2 separate regions of the Homo sapiens genome follow, and region 1 is linked to region 2. A link is a contact called in ENCODE Hi-C or POLR2A ChIA-PET data. All regions are on one chromosome and are shown on one strand. Each heading gives the region's core, a stretch centred on a gene start or an enhancer-like site at or near the end of the contact. The rest is flanking DNA. Distances are from core to core; before and after follow the strand shown. Region 1 holds the start of DCAF1 (DDB1 and CUL4 associated factor 1). Region 2 holds the start of SELENOK (selenoprotein K).

The links. A loop is a pair of places that touch in the nucleus more often than their neighbours do. ChIA-PET counts read pairs that join two places held with the same protein, here RNA polymerase II (POLR2A). Pooled maps may share reads with other maps.
Region 1: a pooled map shows a loop between it and region 2 (24-fold over the local background). The contact joins the promoter of DCAF1 here to the promoter of SELENOK in region 2. A Hi-C loop is called at or near these places in 14 of 50 pooled maps. POLR2A ChIA-PET finds 5 or more read pairs at or near these places in 2 of 52 experiments (B cell and HepG2).

Annotation. Positions count from the first base shown.
Region 1 is chr3:51,495,480-51,502,074 of GRCh38, forward strand. It overlaps DCAF1 (DDB1 and CUL4 associated factor 1), which reads right to left and starts at 4,536. Exons shown (of 25, transcript NM_001387579.1): 1 at 4,394-4,536; 2 at 1,255-1,301. RefSeq lists an enhancer at 3,986-4,085 and a silencer at 4,196-4,425.
Region 2 is chr3:53,890,436-53,897,361 of GRCh38, forward strand. It overlaps SELENOK (selenoprotein K), which reads right to left and starts at 1,424. Exons shown (of 5, transcript NM_021237.5): 1 at 1,335-1,424. The coding sequence starts at 1,353. RefSeq lists enhancers at 612-1,512, 1,403-1,702.

The DNA.
Region 1 (6,595 bases), core at 3,286-5,785, 2.4 Mb before region 2:
TATTATTTAAATACATAAATAAAGGAAAATATAAACTTGTAACAGACTAAATAAAGGAAAATATAAACTTGTAACAGACTTAACTAATAATAGCAATGTGAATTAACATAGTATCAATGAAAGCAGTCAGCAACTGAGTGTGGTGGCTCACACCTGTAATCCCAGCACTTTGGAAAACCTAGGTGGGCAGATCGCTTGAGCCCAGGAGTTTGAGACCAGCCTGGACAACATGGTGAAATCCTGCCTCTATGAAAAAAATTTAAAAATCAGTAGTAGTAGTACTTACTTCAATGTTCGTTTTTTTGTGTTTGTTTTTTGTTTTGTGAGACGGAATCTCGCTCTGCTGCCCAGGCGGGAGTGCAGGGACACAATCTTGGCTCACTGCAACCTGTAGTCCCAGCTACCTGGGGAGGCTGAAGCAAGAGAACTGCTTGAGCCTAGGAGGTGGAGGCTGCAGTGAGCCATAACTGCACCACTGTACTCCAGCCAGAGCAAAAGTGCGAGACCTTGTCTCAAGGAAAAAAAAAAAAGGCCGGGCACAGTGGCTCACACCTGTAATCTCAGCACTTTAGGAGGCCAAGGCAGGCAGATCACCTGAGGTTGGGAGTTCGAGACCAGCCTGACTAATATGGAGAAACCCTGTCTCTACTAAAAATACAAAATTAGGCCGGGCGCAGTGGCTCACGCCTGTAATCCCAGCACCTTGGGAGGCCGAGGCCGGCAGATCACAAGGTCAGGAGTTCGAGACCACCTGGCCAACATGGTGAAACCGCATCTCTACTAAAAATACCAACAAAATTAGCCAGGCATGGTGGCACACGCCTGTAATCCCAGCTGCTCCGGAGGCTGAGGCAGCAGAATCGCTTGAACCCAGGAGACAGAGGTTGCAGTGAGCCGAGATCGCGCCACTGCACTCCAGCTTGCACAACAAGAGCAAAGAAAACAGTCATCTTCACCTTGTTATGCCCAAGACAATAAGGGTGCATTACTCAAGTTCTTAAGTGAGTTCCTTTAAGTGCTATGAAGAAATGATGGTCTGTCCAATGGTGACACGGTAGTTACCAATTAGTGAATATCTAGTATGGGACAGACATTGAGCTAAGTAATTTACCATACTTACATTATTCTGAATTTTCACAACCATCCTACCCTTTTTCACACATGAGGAAACTAGCTCAGAGAGGTCCCCAAGACCAGCTAGTACTAGGTAGAAAAAAGGTTTCAAGGATTCAAATCCCAACTCTGCTGACATACCTGTGAAGTCTTGGTTATTTAACTTCTCCAAATCTCAATTTCCTTATCTGCAAGATGGAAACAGTTGTTGTGCGGGGTTAAATGACAATATTGTCCCCATGATGGGATAATATAAAGCCTCAAGAAATACTTATGTAAAATTTTCTTATCCTAACAAGCATCTGCTAGGGTATTTAGGGATGACAGGCCTGCAACTTATTTTCAAATGATTCCACAAAATATATATATAGATACCACACACACAAATAGAGAAAATATGGCATAATATTAACAACTGTTTGCCAGGCACTATGGCTCATGCCTGTAATCCTAGCACTTTGGGAGACTGAAGTGGGTGGATTACTTGAGGCCAAAAGTTCAAGACCAGCCTGGCCAACGCGGCAAATCCCCATCTCTACAAAAAATAAAAAAATTAGCCAGGCGTGGGGGCACACACCTGTAATCCCAGCTACTCCAGAGGCTGAGGCATGAGAATCGCTTGAACCTGGGAGGCAGAGGTTACAGTGGGCAAAGATCGCACCACTGCACTCCAGGCTAGGTGACACAGGAAGACTGTCTCAAAAAAAATAAAAATAGGCGGGCACGGTGGCTCACGCCTGTAATCCCAGCACTTTGGGAGGCCTAGGCGGTGGATCACGAGGTCAGGAGTTCATGACCAGCCGGACCAACATGGTGAAACCCCGTGTCTACTAAAAATACAAAAATTAGCTGGGCATGGTGGCACGCGCCTGTAGTCCCAGTTACTCGGGAGGCTGAGGCAGGAGAATCGCTTGAACCCGGGAGGTGGAGGTTGCAGTGAGCCGAGATTGCACCACTGCACTCCAGCCTGGGCAACAGAGCAAGACTCCGTCTCAAAAAAAAGAAAAAAAAATTTTTTTTAAATTGACAGGCACAGTGGCTCAAGCCTGTAATCCCAGCAATTTGGGAAGCCAAGTCGGAAGGATTGCTTGAGGTCAGCTGGGCAACATTTTGAGACACAGTCGACACAAATATTTAAAAATTAGCCAATCATGTTAGCCTGTGACTGCGGTCCTAGTTACTCAAGAGGCTGAGGCAGCAGGCTCCTTTGAGCCCAGGAGTTGTTGGAGGCTGCAATGAGTTATGATGACACTCGAGACCATCATGGCTAACACGGTGAAACCCTGTGTCTACTAAAAATACAAAAAATTAGCCGGGCGTGGTGGCAGGCACCAGTAATCCTAGCTACTTGGGAGGCTGAGGCACGAGAATGGCGTGAACCTGGGAGGCGGAGCTTGCAGTGAGCTGAGATCGCGCCACTGCACTCCAGCCTGGGCAACACAGTGAGACTCTGTCTCAAAAAAAAAAAAAAAAAAAAAAAAAAAAAAAAGCCAGCGCAGTGGCTTACATCTGTAATCCCAGCACTTTGGGAGGCCGAGGTGGGCAGATCACGAGGACAAGAGCTTGAGACCAGCCTGGCCAATATGCTGAAACCCCATCTCTACTATAAATACAAAAATTATCCGGGCGTGGTGGCGCGTGCCTGTAGTCCCAGCTACTCCGGAGGCTGAGGCAGGAGAATCACTTGAACCTGGGAGGCGGAGGTTGCAGTGAGACAAGATCGCGCCACTGCACTCTAGCTGGGGCAACAGAATGAGACGCTGTCTCAAAAAAAAAGAAAAAAGAAAAAAAAAAAAAAAAGAGTTATCACACCACTGCACTCCAGCCTAGGCTACAGGGCAAGATCCTGTATCTAAAAAAACAGGCCAGGTGTAGTGGCTCATGTCTGTAATTCCAACACTTCGGGAGGCTGACCAGGGAGGATCACTTGAGTTCAAAACCAGCCTGGGCAACATACTGAGACCACTGTCTCTATAAAAAATAAATGAATAAAAATAAAAAATTTTAAAACTGTATAATAGGCAGAACAGTAAAACACTGTACTCAGCAACTACGCAAGAGATACTAAGTACAAAATGATTTCCCTACATTCCCCAAATTCTCTATTATCTCTTTAACATCCAAAAATATATACCCACTCAAAAATGGGTAATGAATAAATGTTATATAGAAAACCCAAATGGTCACATCATTAAGAAAAATACTAAATAGATCCTAAAATCTAAATATACACATTTACATAAACATTAAAGGTAAACTCCAGTAAGCTGGAAAAAGAAAATGCAGGATGATATTACCAATTAACCTCTCATTCTGTACATTAACGATGCATTTTGAACAGGAAGATGCTACTAATATAAAAAATTAAGACATGTAAACTAATTAAAAGGCTTCATCAAAAAAACAGGGTAAGGAAAAACCAAGACCAACATGACATGGCCAAGGACGAGTCATTTGTGACTCAAAAATAGCTAAATACAAACACTCCAAAACTATTTCCTCAACAAATGGAAAACCAGAGCGCTGCCACCGCAGTAAGAGGAAACCAGACAGAAAACCGTCTAAGAAGTGAAGTTGTTAAGCAAACGCTTCTGACACCCCAGTTGAAAACTACTATAACCCCCGGAAATAGACTCCAGGGAAGCTTCGCGGGCACTCTGAGGTTTGACTCCAGGCTGCGGGACCCGCACACCTCTCTTTCCAACCCTTCCCTCTTTCATGGGGATGGGAGGAGCGCCCGGAAAGCTCCGCCCCCGTCGCACGGTCCAAGAGGCAGGCGGGTGCAGGGAGAGGTGGCACGAGGCCGAGAGACGGGAGAGCCCGCCCAGGTGACTGGAGCTGGAGGCGGAGACACAGTCCGGGAAGGGGCCCGCCGTATAGTACGGAAGATGGAGCCCCGCAAGCCCGTACGGAACAGAGACTAGGAGGATTGGAAGGAAAAAGAAAACAAGGGAAATGAAATGCGCCCCTCCTCCAGGTAGGGGCGGACACACCCCGCCCCCCCACTCCGGGCGGAAGAGTTACTCTCGGGAAGCTTCTCGTGGGGAGTGGAGGAAGAACGTGGAGGCCCCGCCCCCAGGACAAGAATCAGGAGGAGGAAAAGTCCTGTCAGGCCCCGGGCCCAGCCTCCCGGCAGACCGGCCCGCCCCCTCCTCGCCGGCGGCCCAAGCAGGTGCCGCCCCTCCCCCAAGCCCGGCGCCCACTCTGCCGCCCGGCCAGCCGCGCGACCTGCTTCCTCGCGCCCCTCCCGTAGAGTCGCCTCCCTCCATTTCCCACTCACCGTCCGAGGCGGCTCCGCCGCTGCCCCCCCCCGACCCCGCCAGTGGCCACAGTTCACACACACACAGCCTCAGGTCCCGCACTCACTCTCCACTCACACACACACACAGCGCGACCACGGCTCCACAGCGGCCCACATATTATGCGTCACTCGCGCGCTACGTGCACCGCGCGCGCGCGCTCGCGCCTACTTGGCGCGAGGACCGCGAGCAAGGGGCGGGAAGAGAACGCCTGCACGATCGGGGAAAAAAAAAAAAAAAAAAAAAAAAAAAAAAAAAAAATCGAAGAGCCCCGGGGACGCCTGGGAAATGAAGTTCCGCGTCTAGGGGCGGGCCCACCAGTCCCAATTGACGCATGAGCTCTTCGCCTGGCGCATTGACTTCTGGATTTGTAGTTTTTTTGGATAAATGCGAACTGCTGAGTACTCATTGGCTGCTTCGGAAGGCGGAAGTGAAAAGTGAGGGAGCCAATCCTTCTAAGACAGTACTGTAATCGCCTGATACTTTTTCAGTGTCTTGTTCTGACCTGTGTGCGCAAAGAGCCTCTGTTTTATTTGGCCATTTGCCTTATCTTACCTAGAACATACCGTGATCTAAGAAAATATTTCTCATAAACATATCAGAAATCACAGCACTCATTAAATCAGAAGGCACTGGTTGTTTTTTGTTTGTTTTGTTTTGTTTTTTTGAGACAGAGTCTCGCTCTGTTGCCCAGGCTGGAGTGCAGTGACGATCTCAGCTCACTATGACCTCCGCCTCCCGGGCTCAAACAGTCCTCCCACCTCAGCCTCCAGCTGAGACTACAGGCGCATGCCACCACACCCAGCCAATTTTTGTTTCTGTTTTGTATGTGCGTGTTTGGTAGAGACATGGTTTTGCCGTGTTGGCCAGGCTGTTCTCGAACTCCTGGGCTGAGTTCTCCCAGCCTCTTTTTTCTCTGTCTTTTTTTTTTTTTTTTTTTGACAGGGTCTCGCTCTGTCATCCACGCTGGAGTGCAGTGGCGCGATCACAGCTCACTACAGCCTCAATCAACCTCCTGGGCTCAAGCTATCTTCTCACCTCAGCCTCCCAAGTAGCCGGGGCTACAGGTGTGCACCACCACACCCGGCTAATTTTTAAAAATTTTTGTAGAGACGAAGTCCCACTGTGTTGTCCAGGTTGGTCTTGAATTTCTAGGCTCAAACGATTCTCCTGCCTCGGCCCCCCGAAGTGTTGGGATTACAGGCATGAGCCACTGCACCCAGCCTCTGTCTTTTTGTTCAAGACCTAGCCTGTAAGAATCAATAGATACTTATTGCCAGGTTATTATACGTGAGGCAGAGAAGTGAAAAATCAAAAGCTCATAGATTAAGGCAGGACTGACCTCACAGGTCACTTAATTCAATTTCTTCATGTTGTTGGGAAAAATGAGGCCCAGAGGGAGTGAGCGACTTGCCCAGCATCACACAACCAATTAACAGCAGAACCAGAGGACTCCTTACTCTGACCAGCAGTCCCTCTTGTGGGGCATAGAAGATAAACATGACCCACAGTTGAGCAGAATCTCGACCTGACAAGATCCTACCCAGCGTTCAAGGCCTTATGCAGCTCATTATCTCTCCGGGAATGCTGAGCAAGTCTCCGTGCATCTCCATGAGTCTTCACGGCAATACTGTCACATGAATACAAGACACAGCAAGCCTGCTGCTATGCTCAGGCTCGACAGCTAGTAAGGATCCTGAATCCTGGGTCCCTTGGTTTCATTCCCCACTAGATCCCATTTCCCTCTTTCCAGAAAAGGGACCATCCTCCTTCTCTTAAATGTGTAACTTGGAGCTACTGCTCCAAGCAGAGATTCTCTAATATGTGCTGGGAGCGCCACAGACATGTCACCTTTCTTCACTTCTTTCTCCTGCCACAACACACAGGTCCCTTCTCTGTGCTTCTGGAACTCTACCTCTGTCAGTAATGGCCAGTACCATTTCTTTCAACTTCAGAGCATGCTGGGCCCTGAGCCAAGTGTTCCAGCCACACTCTCTCATTTAACCCTCACTACCCTGCCACACACACAGGGAAGATATGGTTAATCACCTTTACAGATGAGAAATCTGGACCCAGAGAGGTAGAACAAGGAATGGAACCCACATGCCATTCCTCCAGCACTCCTTCAGGTGACTTTCCTGCCATGCCTCCCTGGGCCATGAACCTAAAATGTATGAGGATGG
Region 2 (6,926 bases), core at 174-2,673:
CCTTCCACCAATATCCCCAGAGAGAAGTAAGGTGTTTGAATGCAGTTGTGTTTCTCAACTTTTAAAGTACGATAAAGAGTCCTAATCGGCTACTTATGTGGACCAAATGAAATAATGCGAACACAGTAAGACACAACAAATACAAGGAATTATTCAATAATTCATACAGAAGCTTCCAGCCTTAAGCTTATATCACAAAGGCTATAAAACAGGCTATAAAACAGACTAAAGTCTGAAAGCGCCCAAAACTAAGATGAAATTTTGATGCTTTTCTGTAGTGTCCATCAATCTACTTGTTTCAAAGATTTTTAAGTGGGAGATGAGAAGGGGAGATTTTTAAAAGTCAAGAAATGCAAAAGTGCAGTCAGCCAGAAGGCTCCTCACTGACTACCTTACTCGTCTCTGGAGAAAAACAGATGACTCAAATAGAACCAAGACCTAGTTCCAATGATCCACAACTCCTTGTTAAGACTGTACCAAAGAATTTCACCTGAGTCAAACAGGTGGGCAGGCAGCTCTAGCACTGATCTGACACAGTCATGTCCTTCCTTTCCGGTCATCTTCTTTGTGGGTTCGCAGAATTAAGTCTCTCGGATTCTCCATTCCGGTAATAATTAACTTGCTCCTAGGGGAAGATAGTACTTCTTCCCATGCCCCTTGAAATTCGAGCAAAAAATTCCATGTTTGACTAGCTACCCTTTCCTGGGGAAAAAGCCTATGCAAAGCTTTCATCTAATTATCATCCTAGGTCGGCTCGGTCTTTTTACACGTTGTAGACAGAGGCAGCATAACAGATAACAAGGACGCTGACGTCAGCCTACCTGTGATCGAATCCCGACTCAGCCATTAAGTTACCTCTGTGACTTAAATAGCCCAGGCAAGCTATTTAATCTATCTGAGCCTCAGAGTTTCCACCCGTAAAACAGGATTGAATGTGACGATAAGCAAATAACTGAAACACTGTCCAGGGCACAAGCGCTACGTGTACAGCGTCGGCATCATTGTCCTTACTAGTTTTAAGGATACCGACACCCGAGAGAGGAAAGACCACCCTCGCAAATCCACAATCAAGCGCTTGCTGCACGAAGGCGGGGTTGCAGGGCTCCCAGTACTCAACGTGAGGCCGGCGGGACCTCGGCCCCCGACTGCCGGCTCAGAGACCATCGGCTGACGCGCCGCAAGCCGAGGCGACTTCGGTCCAGCTCCGCCCGGCCGCGGGGCGCTAAGCCCGGGGAAGCCGCACCGGGCTCAAGACTCAGCGAGCGACGATGAAAGGAACCTGGAGTCCGATCTTACAAGTCACCGGTCGAAGCCACAGCCCGCTCTCAACTTACCGTTCGAGATGTAAACCATCTTGTCCCACTTCCCCGCTTCGGAGCCACCGGGCGCCTGGCCCCTGTCGGTTTCTGTATCTCCCTCTGCTCCCCGCCCTTCGAGCGTCACAGGCCGCGATTAGACAAAATGCTGACGAGGACGAAGGTGGGCAGAGCCCATTGGCTGCTGAAAGAGACGCGCCCCCGACGGGCGTTTTTGCATCGTCACATCTGCGACTTCTGGTTAGGCGGAGGCGGCCGAGCTGACAACCGGATATGACGTTAAGGACTGCCCTGTAGTGCCCGCGGTTGCCAGTCCTCTATCCGACTTGATCGTGCAGAGTTGGTTCGCACCGCCCAGTGAGGGGAAGCTGTTTTCTCGTCGATTGATAGGCTCCGGGTCTGGGTAGGAGAGGCTGCCCTGTATGAGGTAGCTTGAAGGGCCGCTGACAGGAGGAAACGCTTCCGAATTTTCCAGACGTGTTGACGTTTGAGGGTGCTGACTACACGTTAAGGAACTTTATTGTCACGCCTTTGGGAATATACTGCCAGGCTCTTCCTAGATATATTCATTCTCTTTAAAATGAGCATGTCTACCTGGGTTCACCAGAAACTAAGTTTTTCTTAGCCTTTTGTGAGGCAACTGAAAAATAAATTGAACTGTAGGCCCTTTCTCTGCTTGTTTCTTATTGATGGCGACTGCTTATGACCACTTTGGTGACAGACGAATTAGAAGACATGTCTTGGACATTCAGTAAATGTGGACCACATACCATGGATATTTACTCTGCTACAGCCAGTGGGCTGCCTCTGTTCCTTGAACGTGGCCATTTCATTCCCTTCTCAAGGCCTCTGCACTTAGCTATTCTTTCAGCGTGGAGACCTAATGGCTGCTTCCTTTGACTTCCCGCCCCCAGTTCTCAAGCCATGTGTCATCTCTTTGGAAAGATTCCTAATCACCTTCCAGAAAATGAAAATTACATGCTGAAAATCTATTTTGAGTTTAACAACTTTGGTTAAGATTTTATGTTCTAATACTTAGAACTGACAAAGATCTAATTTTATGTTGATTTTGGAGAGAGCATTTTCCCCAGAAAAGTTCATAATAGGACAAGACAACATCCTTCACCTCATTTGGGATTTGTGCAGCACAATCATAAAGGATCATTTCTGCAAAAATATTAGGGCAGGGCCGTTAATTTTCCCAAGGGCCTTTCTTAATCTAGACCATGCCACCATCATCTCTCACCTGCTCTACGCTAGTTTCCTTCTAAATGAAATCTCAGGTTCAGTCTTTTACCATCCTTAGGCAGTTTTACAAACTGTAGCAAGATCGATCTTAAAACGGAGATCATCTCGTTCCCTTGCCTAAAACCTTTTGGACACTAAAATTTAGTGACTTCCTATTGCTCTTAAAATCCAGTTCCTTGTCATGGCCTGCAGGCCCAAGGTGACTTGTCCTCTTGATTGCTCCTCTCACTGTACTTCCAGCCACATCTCCCCACCCAGATTATGCTCTGGCAACATTGTTGTTTTAGTTTATGAACACCCCCACCCAGATTATGCTCTGGCAACATTGTTGTTTTAGTTTGTGAACACCCCGGGTTTTACTGATACCTCCAGGACTCTGCCCATACTTGTCCCTCTACCTGGAACCCTCTTCCTCGGACTCCTTGCACATCCAGCTCATTTTATCCTTTAGCCCTCTGCTTAGTTGTCACCACTTCTGGGTGCCCTTCCCTGGCCACTCATCTCCGTGTTTATTTTCTTCATAGTAATTCACATTGTGAAACTGTCTGATAATTGATTTGTCTCTTGTCTTCAAGAAAATATAAGACGTAAGAGGTCAGGAATCCTGTCTGCCTTATTGTCTTTTATATCTTCAAGGTCTGTCATAGTTCTTGGCAAGTAGTAGGTGCTCAGATATTTGTTGGTTGGTTGAATGAGATTTTTTTAGACAATTTTTTGACAATTGCTTAAAATCTCTCCAATTGCCAAAAGAGGAAAGAAACTAACATTGGGATCTCCTGAGTATCGGACATTGTGAGGCTATCTCTTCCTTTCCATTCCTTTATCTAGATCATTTTTGCCTGAGATTTAATGCAGTGATTTCCTAATGAGCTACCTCTAGTTTCTCCGTACTCCATTTCATGCTATCTTCACCTGTTAGTTTAATCCAATCTTGCCTCTCCCATTCACAGACCTTCCGTTTCTTCCCACCACCTGACAAACATAATTCAGCCTCCCTGGTCTGGCATTAAGGGCTTTCCTGATACATCTTAGATTTTGCTCTCTGATTTCTACTTCCCTAGTAGACCCTTTGTTTTCCTGCCTTGTTGCCTCTGCTCATGTGTTTCCTCTTGAAAGGAACTTTCTCCACCTGCTAAAATCTAATCAATCCTTCAAGGCAAGGCATGTTCCTCTCGAATAACAAAGGTGAAAGGACTTTGAAAATTGAAAAAAATTATATAGTTAGTTACAATTATAGTTAGTTACAATTATATAGTTAGTGGTAGAGGACAAAGATAGCATTTCCCCTCTTTCCCTAACCTTTAATGTCTGAAACTAAGCATTAGCCACTAGCCACATGTAGCTGTTGAATATTTGAAATGTGGCTAGTCTGAATTGAAATGTACTGTACAAAATACCAGATCACAAAGATTTAGAATGAAATGAAGACTGTAAAATATCTTGTTTTTAATATTGATATGTTGAAATGATATTTTGGAGATTAAAGAACATATGTTACTAAAAGTAATTTTATTTGTTAATTTCATTTATTTTTATGTGACTACTAGAAAATTTAAAATTACATACTTGGCTCACATACATGGTTTACATTACATTTCTGTTGGATACTGCTTGTCTAGAATGAAGACATTGGCCTGGCAAAGAAGAGGTATTCAATAAATACTTGTTGAGTGAATGAAAGAATTGGTAGTTTTAATAATGGATAATATGTATACAGGGTTACTATGTGTCAGGCACTGTTCTAAACACTTTCCATTTATTCATTTAATCCTCATAACAACGACGATAATAATAGCTAACATTTGTATAGTGCTTACCCTGTGCCAGGGAACGTTCTGATTGCTTTTCATGTATTCATTCATTTAAACTTCAACCCTACTGAGTTCTGTTATTCCCATTTTACAGATGAGGAAACTGAGAGAGAGCTCAAGTGTCTTGCCCAAGATCACACAGTTAATAAGAAGCAGAATTGAGGTTAAGATCAAGAGCCAGGCTCTATAGTTTGTGCTCTTAACCCCTGTGCTATGCTGCATCTCCACACATAACAGAAGTATTGAAATAGTGTACAATCCACCACGGTATTTGTAGTATAGAATGAGAGGTGATTTCTGGAGACTGTTTGACTGTATCTCAGCTTTCTCAAAGTTGCAAAATAGCTGCCCAGTTTTTCTTTTCTAGATTCCCCAGCAAAATTCCCTGAGCATCTCTAAGTGGATGACCTTCATATCTCTGCACTAAACCCTTGGCCAGTGGGATGGGCCATTCTGAATGACAGCTACCTCTGGAGCTGGAGCTTGACTCAATCCCACTTAAGCTAGAGGGCTTGAGAGTTGGAGAGGGGTGGTGGTTACCACGAGATAATGAAGGAACACTGGGTTACATAGAAACAATAAGATGTCCTCAATATTACTGTTAGGAAACATGAAAACAGATGGCATTTATATTCTTTATTGACCTTTTATGTGTTTGTTCTTAGAGTTATTGCCTTTGCATTCTTTATTTCATCTGGACTCAGAATCCTTAACTCTTTAATTGCCTCATTTTTCTACCTTATACTCTTTATTGTTGCTATTCACAGCAACTTTTTCTTTTTAATTTTCAATTTTTGTAAAACTGTGTAGCCAGACTGGACCTGCTGTGCAAATCAGCAATTTTTGAACCAGTAATCACCTCATCACTTCAGCTGAAGTGATGGTTGTACAACTCTACAAGTCACTTTCTTAAACTACCTGAACTTATTTTCTGTATCAAAATGAGAAAATGTTTATAAAAATTCACATTGCAGTCATCCTTGGAGAATTTGATTGGCTTAAAAGTTTAAAAATTTCCTCTGTAGTCTCTAAAGTATTTCACTGAGTTAATTACATTATCAGTTTCACTAGTGAGCCTGTATGATTATATATATATATATGTATATGTACACACACACACACACACACACACACACACACACACACACACACATAGCCTATTTTTAAATGAATAAGGAATATCTAGACTCAACCTGTGGTTCTATTACAGGATGAAAAATACTATTCCAATGATAATTTCTTACTTTTTAACTCATAATCCATTTTTGGCAACCCTGGTAACTGTAATGTAAACCATTATAGTGGTAGATGGAATGGAATACTGGTCCAGAATTTTAAAGTTAAACCATCAGAGATTTAGGTGTTAGTTGCCTTCTAGGGGCATTGACTGATCACTAAAAGCAAATTTTTAATATTTTTAGAATTGTATTCCATAGTACCAAAATATGTGTTACTTTCTAAGCCCTATCTTTAGATTCCTAAATATGGAGTATACAAAGTATAACAGTATGTGCATTTTATTATTATAGATCTCAAGATAACATCAGCCTTTAGATTTTGAAAAAATAGAGTATAGATATGTGCCATGTGACATTAAGGAATGTGTAATTTATTATTCTTATTCACTAACTGGTTTGGTGCATATTATTGATGATTCTTGAATCTTCCTTTGTTTGAATGTGGTACCTGTACATAATATTAAAATCAAAAGATGCAAAGGGATATCCCATGAAGAGCAAGTCTCCTTTCTTCTCCTGTAACCCAGGATTCTCAGTGTTGATTCCCTGGCTTAGTGATACTGTCATAAGCACTGCTTGGCAAATTCCTCTTGGGCAATAGAAGCCTTGATGACAGATTCACCTCTCTGAATTTCCATCTTCTGAATCTTGGCCAAGCAATTCCTCACTCATTTTTAGCTCTTTTAATGCCTTTAAAATGTTATTTTTTTCTCATTATTTTGTCTAGGTTTTTTTTTTTTTTTTTTTTTTTTTAGTTTTCCTGAGGAGGAAAGTTAGTACAAATTACTTAATCTTTCACGGCAGAAGTGGAAGTTCATACATGTATTTAATCAAATCAACATGACAATTTAGGTCTTAGATTAAATGCTGTTTTGCTTTTAACTGTAAAAATTCTGTTATTTATGTACAAATTTTCCAGAACAATTGCTGTTTTCCTGGTATTGTCAAAACACATTATTACTTATAAACAGGAAGAATCATTACTAGTAATCCGAAATGTGTGAATGATTTAAAAACATTTATTTTGCCAATAAACATCCCACTTTTAATCTTTCCAAAACCAAACAGATGAATAAAACGTTGATTTGGCTTGACACTTTCTGTCCTTTTAATGGAAGGTTCAATGAAAATAGTTTTATTTTATAGTCTCTTAGGGAAGAGTTCTTTCTTTATGGCCCAGTGATTACTGTTTGTGGGAAAAATTGTTAGTTAGGCTTGAGAGGATGCTATTAGGGAGGTTGCTGTGACCTCAGCTGGTGGCTAGGGAAGCTGTTGCTAATAGTTCAAGAGCACTTTATTTTTCTTACTAATTG